Linked DNA regions of Mus musculus: region 1 is linked to region 2. A link is a loop called in an ENCODE intact Hi-C map of the cell type or tissue named here. Cell type or tissue: left cerebral cortex. All regions are shown on one strand. Each heading gives the region's core, and the rest is flanking DNA. Links, peaks and the distances in the headings are about the cores only.

The links. A loop is a pair of places that touch in the nucleus more often than their neighbours do. Peaks named below come from ENCODE experiments on the same cell type or tissue, not always from the same donor. Only the 100,000 strongest peaks of a DNase experiment are listed, where the experiment ranks them.
Region 1: a loop joins it to region 2, with 3.0 times the contacts of the local background. A loop is called at or near these places in 2 of 42 quality-filtered maps.

Annotation. Positions count from the first base shown.
Region 1 is chr3:97,297,682-97,303,058 of GRCm38, forward strand. It overlaps a transcript of Bcl9 not described here. Among named protein-coding and RNA genes, the nearest start is that of Gm40101, 30 kb to the right of the region's middle. In left cerebral cortex, for the core only: a CTCF peak has its summit at 2,459 (motif pointing left); a DNase peak (open chromatin) is centred at 329; H3K4me3 peaks cover 789 bases; H3K27ac peaks cover 756 bases.
Region 2 is chr3:97,522,316-97,527,692 of GRCm38, forward strand. No RefSeq gene overlaps it. Among named protein-coding and RNA genes, the nearest start is that of Gm40102, 21 kb to the right of the region's middle. In left cerebral cortex, for the core only: a CTCF peak has its summit at 2,737 (motif pointing left); DNase peaks (open chromatin) are centred at 237, 1,314, 1,570, 1,881 and 2 more places; H3K4me3 peaks cover 371 bases; H3K27ac peaks cover 1,790 bases.

The DNA.
Region 1 (5,377 bases), core at 264-5,263, 220 kb before region 2:
GCAGGAATGAGACCCCCACTTCCCAGCACCGGCGAGCAAGCTTGCCACAGAAGAAGGAATTGTTAGAGTGCTTACCTTTTTCATGAGCAGAGATTCTGGAGAATCATTGCAGAAACTGGAGGGGAAGTGAACGAAGACAAAAAAGACCCTTTTCCAGCAATCCCTGGCCTCCTGGTATCAAGACACCAGGACAACATCAAAGCAACTTAGGGGGAACACTTTAGGGGCCTATTGTCTGCTCTGGTCTGATCTGTTTTTCTTCTGTCTCCCCCTCTTGCTGCGGTGACACTTGGTACGGCCCAGGCATTCATGCCAAGTAGCTTTCACACATGGAAGCTTGTCTCAAGCAATTGCTGACAAGCCACAAACAAGACATTCTCCCTCCCTTCTCCGCACCCCCCCTCACTCCTCCTCCCCCCTCCACCTTTCCTCCTTCCCTCTTGTCTCCCCTCCTCCTTTCTTCTGAATGCAAACTAAAACTCTCCAGTGACAGGCAGGCTTGCAGGCTTGGCCTAGCTGCGCACGCAGACATACACACTCACTCTCTCACACGCACTCACACTCACACTCGCTCACTCGCACGCACGCCAGCAGCTCGGCTAGTTGCTGCTGCACTGGTGGAGTTAAGAGACAGGAAAAGGCACAGGCTGAGTTGGGGGCAGGGAGAGAAAGAGGGAGAGTAAGATCCGAAGGAGCTGTGCCCTAGCAAAATGGCAGTAGAGAGGTGAGCCCTTTGGAAAGCCAGCAGTGGCCACACACGTGTGCACACATACAGACTCAGAGGCAATCTGGCCTCAGAAGGAGTGGAATAAACGACCCAGAAGGGAAAAAGCCGAAACCCCTGAGCTTGGGCTTAGGGGAGTAGGGAGATGCCGTGGGTGGACCCAGGGCTAATGTTTGTGTGGACCGGGTTAGGTATTTTGTATATATATTTTCTTTCTTTCTTTTTTTTTTTTTCTTTCTACTTCTTCCCCGTTGTTCCCTGAAGGATCTAGTTGTCTTTCACCATGTTACAGAGTGTAGACCCAAGCCACTGATTTTTCAAAAAGAAACGTGGAAATGTGGGAGTCAACCTAACTGTAGGTTCAACTTATGGCCAGATTTTTTTTTTAAGTGAAGCCCCCGACCCCCGACTCCCAACCCCCCACCCCCCGGCCACAACCCAAATCTCAGAGAGCAATAACAAGGAGGAGCGTAGTAACTCGTATAAACTCTGAGAGCTGTGAAGTGTGATGCTGAAGTTACTGATTGCCAGGCTGCTGGAATTTATGGAAGGTGGGCATGAGCTGAGGGGGAGGGGGGGCGGGTGAGCTGTTTTCTAGGAATGAAGGGGAGTGTGGTAGGATAATGAACGGGGCTAGGAGCAAGCAGGAATGTGATTGGTGTGGAGCGAGGAGGTGGGAAGTGGGAGAGAGAGAGAGAGAGAGAGAGAGAGAGAGAGAGAGAGAGAGAGAGAGAGAAGAGTGGCTGAGGCTGCTTTAAAAAAAGGGGGGGGGGGATGGAAGTCCAGACTCTGAGCTATGAACATGAGGAGAACACGAGACAGCAGAGGAAGGCAGGAACTGTGGACCCACAAAGGACGTGAGGACCACGAAGGTTTGTAGACAGCATGAACCCAGGACTGCTGGTGGAGCGAGGGAAGTGGACATGGGTACACACCACTCATATCTCTGGCAAGCCTTGGTGTCTCACAGAGCTAGGCCTACATGGCTGTCCTGGGGAAGAACGGCTCAGCCTCAGCTCTGTTTTTTCATGAAGGTCACTTGGACCCCTTCCCCAGAATCTTCTTCTCCAAAGTGGAAGTGCTGTGGACACAAATGACTACTCCCTTGACAGGCACACAGTAAGGAATAAAGAATGACTTTTCACACGCTTCAACCTAGCTGAATGGCTTGTCCCTGCCTGAACCAGTGACAGAGACATCTGAGCCCTGTCACTCCCTTCCCTTAGCTTGGTCCCTATTATTACTAGTTCTGGGAACTGTATTTTTGGATCCCAATGTACAATCATGATGGTGATAGGAATAATAATTACCTTTATGTTTCTCAACATTTGCCAGAGCATTTATATCACGAAGTAATTTTTATTAAGAGGAACCATTTTCACGTACAGATAGATTTCTTTGTTTTGTTTGAGACAGGATCTCGCTAGGTAGCCCTGGTTAGCCTGGAACTCACTATGCATGTAGACTACGCTGGGCTTAAACTCAAAGAGATCCACCTGCCTTGCCTCCTGTGTATTGGTACACTACATGTGTATTTACACACACACACACACACACACACACACACACACACACACACACCTCACAGCACAGATGGAACTGGATGGCTCAGCACTGGCTACCCTGCCAGAGGACCTGGATTCTTGTTCCCAGCACCTCCATGGCAGCTCATAACTGCCTGTAACTCCAGGTCCAGGGGACCTGATGCCCTCTTGTGGACCCTTTGGGTACATGCATACATATTCATAACTCACCAGACATTATTTTTACATACTCATGTATGTATTCATCTATGCATACATATTCATATACTCCCCACACATTATTATTATACTTTATTTTAAAATAATAAAAATAAATACATTTTAAAATGAGGCTCAGAGCATCTGTGTGGTGCCTGAGAGCAGAATAGAGCAGAAACAGAACTAAAACCGAGCCCTTTGTGACTCCAAAGCCCAGCACCCCCGCCACACTGTGCTCTCTTGCTGGAGGAGCCCTCGGTCTCCAGGGCGCCTCATAATCAGGCATGCCAGACCACCTGGCTGCCCAAACAAGTGCCATGTTTCTTCCTGGGCCATGGGTTTGGATCCTTTCACGTTAGTCCAGGGGAGCGTCTAACCTCTCCCTAACAGGCTACTGAGTCACCCTGTGCTTCTGAGCCGTGGTGACTCACAGCATACAATGAGGCCTCCCGGACAGTAATTGCATAAAGGGTCACCATAACCTTCAGTGACCAGCCACAGACTGCCCTGTAATGGAGAAAGACATTGGAGACCAGGAAAACTGTCTGTCCATTTTTAAACAACAACAACAAAAAATGTTGTTTCAAAAAAATTTTTTAAAAGTAAAAACACCTGCAAAAGTGTGGATGGCGGTAATGACAATAGTAACACACACGAACACACATGCACACACACACACACACACACACACACATACAATATAGATGCATGCACACATATGCATACAATATAAACACATGCACTAATGTGTACACATGTAATACATACACATGAACACACATACACATGTATACACACATATACATATGCATAAACATATAATCACATGACACATGAACACACATGTACATACATAATGCACAGGAGCATACACATATACACAAATTCACACATAGACACACACAGGCATGCATGCACAGATATGAAACAACTCCAGAAGGGATGGACTCTCAGTGCTAGTTTTCTGGATGAAGATGTTGAATGTTCCTAAGTGGACTTCACAGCATCTCTGAGTGCTAAGCACTGTACAAAAGCCAAGGCCCTAGACTCTTGGGAAGGAGAAAAGGCTGCTCGCGCTCCTGTGCTGGTCAGTTGTTCTACTTAGCTTACAGCTCACTTCTTCCAAAGATGCCTTTTTGCCTAATGGGCGTTTGCTACTTTATTTTTCGGTCACCAGAGAGAATTCTCACCAATTACAAATTCATTTGCATAGAAAGCAGTCTTTTTAAAATGCAAATACCTGTGAAGAAAGTAAAGCCAGCAGCCGCTCATACTTCAGTGTGAATTATCTCCTTACTCTACTTTGCTACAAATAGCTAGTTTATATCAAACAGCGGTTCAGATTAGAGGAACAAAATGGAAGCAGGCAAAAGTTTGGGAACTTAGGAGCCTCTGGTGTGAGCAAGGTCTAATGTGGAGGTTGCTTAAAATAACAGAAAGACGAAGAACATCTTTCAGGTGGAGCGAATTTTGAGGGGCTATGGAAAGTGAAGACAAGCTTTTATTAGAAACAAATGAAGACTGAAAGGTGTGTGTGTGTGTGTGTGGGGGGGGATCTAAATCTCTTGGACCTTGCTCTGTACAGCAGGCACCCTGACCTTGAACTTGTGATCACCCCAGTTCCACCTCCCAAGTGCCTGTAGTGGAGCCCTGTGCCCGGTGCAGGCGCAGTCAGCTTCACTCAGCCCTGCAGCCTCGGCTCACAGGAAGAGGAGCCCTTGCTTTATGTTCTCCGTTTGCTCTCCCGTTTTTACATCTGGTACAGGGGATGGGCTCCTCTGGGATCCCTGGGGGACTGGAGTCCCACTCAAAACATGGGGGAATTCTCAGATTTCCAGACACCCCAAATTATAAATCAACCCAAAAAAAGTCCATTTATAATTTGACATCTACCTCCCTGCATAGATATTTAACTGGGGAAAGAATGTGGGGGTCAGACAAACAGGACTTCTTGTTCCTTCCCATCACTGGAAGGAGAACTGTCTGACAAAAAGGAGAGAATGAAGCAGAAAGTTAAGAAAAGGAAAAGTTTCCAGATTTGCCACCCTGAGGAAGTAATTTAGAGGCAGATAGGACTAGAATCCACCTAAGAATGAATATATATATATATACACACACACACATATATATACACATACATATATATATGGCATGTATATAATACATATAATAATATATGGCATGTGTTATACAGAAACACACACACACACACACACACACACACACACACACACGTATTGAAAGTTGGACATGGCTGCTGCATTCTGGGACTGAAAGAGCATTTACAAACCAAATGACCCAGGCTATATTTTTTACTTATAATTTATTACGATTGTGTGTCAGTTGGTATGCATATGTGGACGTGATGTACATGTGGGGCTGTGCATGTCATAGCACATGTGTGGAAGTTAGAGGACAAGTTTGTGGAGTCGGTCCTCTCCGCCCACCTTTAAGTGGGTTTGGGGGACAGAACTCAGGTTCTCAGGCTTTCGTGGCTTGTGCCTTTCCCCGCTGAGCCATCTCCCCAGCCTGGTTTTATTTTGAGTATCTGTGTTTGTCACTTCTCTAAGCCAGTTTCTAGTGGTTGACTAAGCAAATGATCTTTATAAATGGTATAGTGCTAGACAAACTCTAGTGGGCAATGTGAAATAAGAATACTTCATAAGGCCCACCATGGCAGCACAGGTCTTTAATCCCAGCACTCTGCCAGAGAGGCAGAGAAAGGTGGATCCCTGTGAGTATAAGGCCAGCCTGGTCTACACAGTAAGTTCCGGGCCAGCCAAGGCTACATAGTGAGACCCTGTCTCAAACAAACAAACAAACACTACACAGTAGGAACAGCTGTATGTAGACATACTCTTGGTGTGTATCATCCATTCAGTTCCTACAACTCTTGCTTGTAAGTAGAGTA
Region 2 (5,377 bases), core at 195-5,194:
CCTTAATCTCCCTGAGTTGTTGATAAACAGATTTTCTATTCCAGTGCTTCCACATCCCCTAAGGCTCCACCACTGCCCCCCCCCCCCACCTCAGCTCAGTTCTTTCTCCAAGACCACTTCATTCTTAGCAGATGGCCATCCTAGTACAATACTGCTCCCCCTTTCCTTTAAATGGATGCTCCCCTGACTTCACTCCAGAGAGACTTGGTCACCATGGCAACCGCTGCCAGCTTTGGTTCATTTCCTCAGAAACCCCAACTGGCAGAGCTGGTTGAATCAAGGAAGTTTTGCAGAAAAATTCTGGGAGCTTTTGATACACGGGGCTGAAATCTTGGAGGCAGTTCCAAATTTAAATCACCAGAAAGAAACGGATCCCCAAGCTCAAAGGATGAGCAAGGAAGGGTCTGGGAACAGCAATCTGTTGTCCTGGTAGCTGTTGGTCAGTTGTGATAGGGTCTATGAAAACAGAAAGCCAGTCAGGAGACCCCGCTATCAAAGGCGTTGTCATGCTTTGTTTCTATGCCTTGAATATGCATTGAGGGTGGGACCCTTAAAGGAAGAAACTAAGTATCTAACACAGCTTCTACCTTCCCTGTAATGTCAGAGCCAACGTTCACTGTTGTAGGTACAGAGTCGCAGCTCAGGCCTGTTAGCAGACATTGTTGCTGTCCTCTTTGGACCAGACACTGTGCTCTGTTGTAGGAAAGGAAAGGAAGGGATACAACACAGGCTGGCCCCTCGTGGGAGATGCTAGCACACTAGCAGAAGATAATAGACTTTCAGAATAGACCATAGTCAGCTATTCTGAAGGCCTTATATCACAGAGCTTTCTACATTAGCAAGACAGCAAGGGGACTCCACAGATTTGGAGAAGCCTGACCAACAGAGAAGCACTGATCAATCCTCTACAGCACCACTGAGCAACCAGATATTCACCCTATTTTGAATCAGTCCACAGAGAGGACCATAAACTCCCCTCGGAGGTACTCATCCTTTATGTGTGTGAGCGTTCGAAAATTCTCTTCTCCTCAGCCTCTTTTAGCTTCCTTGGCCCCTGAGAAAAAACTCTCTCAGCCACATTTGAGGTTAATAATCTGGGCTCTCACAACAACCAATGAATGAAATGTGGTGTGTGGTGTACCCATTTGTTTTACACCAACTTGACACAAGCTAGACCTGTTTGGGAAAAGGGACTCTTAACTGAGAAAATGCCTCCATAGGATTGGCCTACAGGCAAATCTTTTGGGTGTAGCTACACCCAATCTTCTTGATGTAGGAAGGACCAGCCCACTGTGGGTAGTACCAACTGTAGGCTGGTGTTGCATAAGAAAGCAGACTGAGCAAGCCATGAGGAACAAGTCAGTAAGTAGTGTTTGTCCATGATGTCTGTATCAGCCCCTACCCTGAGTGCCTTACCCTGGTGACATGTTACCCGAAGTGTAAGATGAAATAAACCCTTTCCTTCCCAAGTTGTTTTGAGTCATGGGTTTATCACAGCAATAGAAACCCTAAGGCCCTCATAAGAACAACTTGCAACCCATAGAAGGAAAATGGGTAATCCACGCCAGGACAGACTGCAGAATACCAGCAGAACAATGGTTTCATTTTGCCTTGGGGACTTAGGAAAGAAACACTTGGCAAAGCTTCATAGAAGAGAAAAAGAAACGGTCCTGTGTGCTCAAAGTTTATTTTTAGGTGATATTCTCAATTACGTCCTCCTCTTGGGAAAATTAAAAATAGCAAATATTTCTATTGCAAGAGAAACATTTACTCACAGCCGTTAAAGACTGCCCTAAGCAGTCGCGTTCCCGTCTTTCACTGTGCATGCTGAATGAAAAAGGAGGGTCGCAAAGACACCGCTGTCAGTGGTGCTGAGTCCAGGCAGGGGGACTCGAGAGAGGCTCACAAGCATGTGTTGTCACCTGGCCTCTAAAAACAAAGCACTTCAAACAGCATTCAGTGTGAGCAAACTACTGAGACAGGAGAGATGCATCCAGGAAGCTAATTCCTTCATTTCCCCAGGCTTCAGCCCGGGCTTGCGAGATGAACTCTGCCTGGCTGTGTCTGGATGTTTTTATTAAGACGGTGTGAGATATAGCTTTATTCTTCCTTTACCCCAGAAGGCATTGAGCAGTTACCGATTCCCTCTTCTTATCCCTTAAGCTTACATGACTTAATTTCTTTTTTTCCCATTAAATTAGAATTTTCAAAAAAAAATGTATTATTAGTTTCCTCAAAGGATTTTGGAGAGATAAAGAAAGCCATCAAATCTTAAGAGTGTCGTAAACCTCGGGGACACACATGGCGCTCACATACTAAAGATGGTGTCTAATGATATCATTTTTTTAAAACGCCTTTCATTATTTTTGTCATGTCCTGAAGTCTCATAAAAGCATAACAGAAATGGGCTTGGGAATTTTACAAAAGTGAAATGTGCGAAGGGGGAGGAAGGGGGACGATAGTTTCCTCCATTTTCATTACTGTTCATTTTAAAATTCCAGGAAAAGTAAAATATCAGTCAGGAAGCACAGTTAAACGAGTCTGTGTAACAGAAACTAAGGCAGAGCACTTAAAATCAGCAGTTTAGTAGCACAAAGGAGAATCTGAATGAGGCTGGAGAGATGGCTCAGAGGTTGAGAATGCCTGCTGCTCTTTCAGAGGACCGGAGTTCTGTTCCCAGCTAACAGTACCTGTAACTCTGGCTCTGAGAGGATCTTCTGCCCTCTTCTGGCCACTGTGGGTACTACATGCACATGTACACAACGTGTACATACACATAAAAACAAAATAAAACTTTTTTTAAAAACAATAATCAAAATTCTCAAATTTCCAAGTGGTGCAATTTCTACACTATCCTAAAAAACCTGTTCAGGGGGTCCCCTGATTATACCTCAGCTCATCGACACCGCTCAAAGTCATCTAAAAGGTTGTAACTGTCTGACCTACTGCCTTTAATTAACTGTGGTGTCAACTCTGGAGAGGTGGACAGGGAAGGGCACCAAGAGCCCTTTTGATGTCAGAATTCGCAGTGATGAGAGGGTGGGCTGTCCTAAGATGCAGATAGGAAATGACAGCTTCACTCAGGTCTGGTTCAACCCAGAGGAAAACGCTGCTTCACTCGCTGATGCCGAAATAGTCACTGGCACCTCCAGAATGCTTTTCTTTTCCTTGGTTCAGCCTCAGAGATAATACTAATGATTACCAGAGATGGTAGTGAAAGCCAAGCTTAATCACCATAATTGACAATTAAGTTGGGTAACAACACAGAGACAGGTGATTTCACACAAGGCTAATGAAAATGGGCTATTAAAATCCGCACACGTTTGGCAGCAATTACGAGCTCCTGGAGCCATTTGCTTGGAAATGTGCACACTTCACAGGCGGCTGCCTGCCAACAAGGCAACTCTGAGCAGGACCAAGAAAGAAAGAGGAGCAGACCCGAGTTGCTGGAGAGTCCAGGCAGCTCTATTTGCCTCGTGGTGGTTTGCTGCATCCTTTGCCCCAGCCCTCGTCTCTCAGAGCCAAAGAAAGACGCAAAGTTCACAACTCCAGAAAATAAGTGGCACCTACTTCCTAAAGAACTGCCATGGGACTGGGCAAGGACAAAGGCATTGGAACTAACAAAGACTGGCGTTGCACTGCACAGGGAGGCCATGGACTAAGTGATGGACCAGATTTTGGGGGAGACGGTCCTGGGATTTTCTTAAAGGTGCTTAAAAACACAAAAGGCTTTTAAACATATTTGCTTATTCTTGTTTTATGTGTATGCATGTTTTGCCTGCATGTACATAAGGGCACCTTGTGCATACAGGATCTGAGGAGGAGGCCAGAAGGCTATGGATCCCCTGGAACTGGGATTACAGATAGTCATGAAATGCCGTATAGGTGCTGGGACCTGAACCCAACACGAGCAGGAAGTGCTCTTAACCACTGAGCCATCCCTCCAGCTCCTCTCTCCCTACTTTTAAAAATGGGATCTTACTGTGCAACTTTGGCTCACTTAGAGCTCAGAGAGAGCCTCCTGCCTCTGCCTCCCAAAATTAAAGGTGTGTACCACCCCACACAGCCTTAAAAGGACTGTTTGTCTTTGAGTTTTCATGAACTATAAAATGGAAGTGACAATGTTCCCTGCTTCTTCAGGATGACAGGTTGGATTTAGGATTTAGAGAGCTAGGCCGTCCTACTCCAGTTCTGCCATCTCCTGGTTCCCACAATGACCCCAGTATAGTCACTAGGCCACCATTTTGAAAGGCTCTCTTTTTTAATATACTATCTGGAGTGACCAGATAAAAGGTAATCAGCCTTTTTTAAAAACAATTTTATTCCTTTCTTTTATTTATTTATTTATTTTAAAGTGACAGGAAACTAAATAACCAAGAGCAAGGACAACTCAACATTTGTGTCAGAAGTGGTGGAGCCTGCCTTTAATCTCAGCGGACAGCGCAGGTGGGTCACGTGAGAAAGCCTGGCCTCTGCTATAGTCTGAGGCATCCTGAGCTACTGTTGATTCTGGAGGGGTGTGGGCTATTCAAATATAGCAGTTAAATGATCTCTTTTTCATCCACTGTCACAACCTTTGTCCTTTCATTAGATAATACTCATTACTGATGCCATTAAATCTATTAATGTTTCTTAATTGTTTCATTTTTTTCCTATTTTGAACTTACATAACTCCATTTTTTTCTCCCTCAGTACATCAGTCATATTTATTTTTTCTATTGTATTAACGGTTGCCTTAAAGTTTGAATAGTAATTTTGTAATTATGTGTCTGCCTTAGCTTTGTGTGGAATGAGTACAGCACAAATTCTTCTCACTTCTTTGCTCCCATCTCTAATGATTCTGTTGTCATTTGTTTCTCTTCTCCATGACATATGGTCACCCAATGTACAGTTACTGTCATTAAGTGATTAACTTGGACTTAGGAGATTGCCCAGTGGTTAAGGTCACTGGTTGCTCTTCCAAAGGTCCTGAATTCCATTCCCAGCAACCATGTGGTGGCTCATGACAATCTATAATGAGGTCTGATACCCTCTTCTGGCACGCAGGTGTACATACAGACAGAGAGGACTCATAAACTCAAAATAAATAAGTAAATCTTTTTTTAAAAAAACTACATTTGTCAACCTATTAAGAAAAACAAGACATTTGATTTTATCTTCGTTTCTTCCTTCGAGACTTTATTACATCCAAATTTCTGATTTAATCCCCATCCTGCACTGTGGCAGGGCAGATCTGCTGCTGCTGGGTTCTCTCTATTTTGTTTAAAAGTGGTAAAGACCTGGTCCCTCAAACAGGGAGGGCTTCTGCAAGCTTACAGGTAACCCCGTCATTTTAATTAGAGAGGAATGTCAGTTGAGACAGGCTGTCTCACCTTGG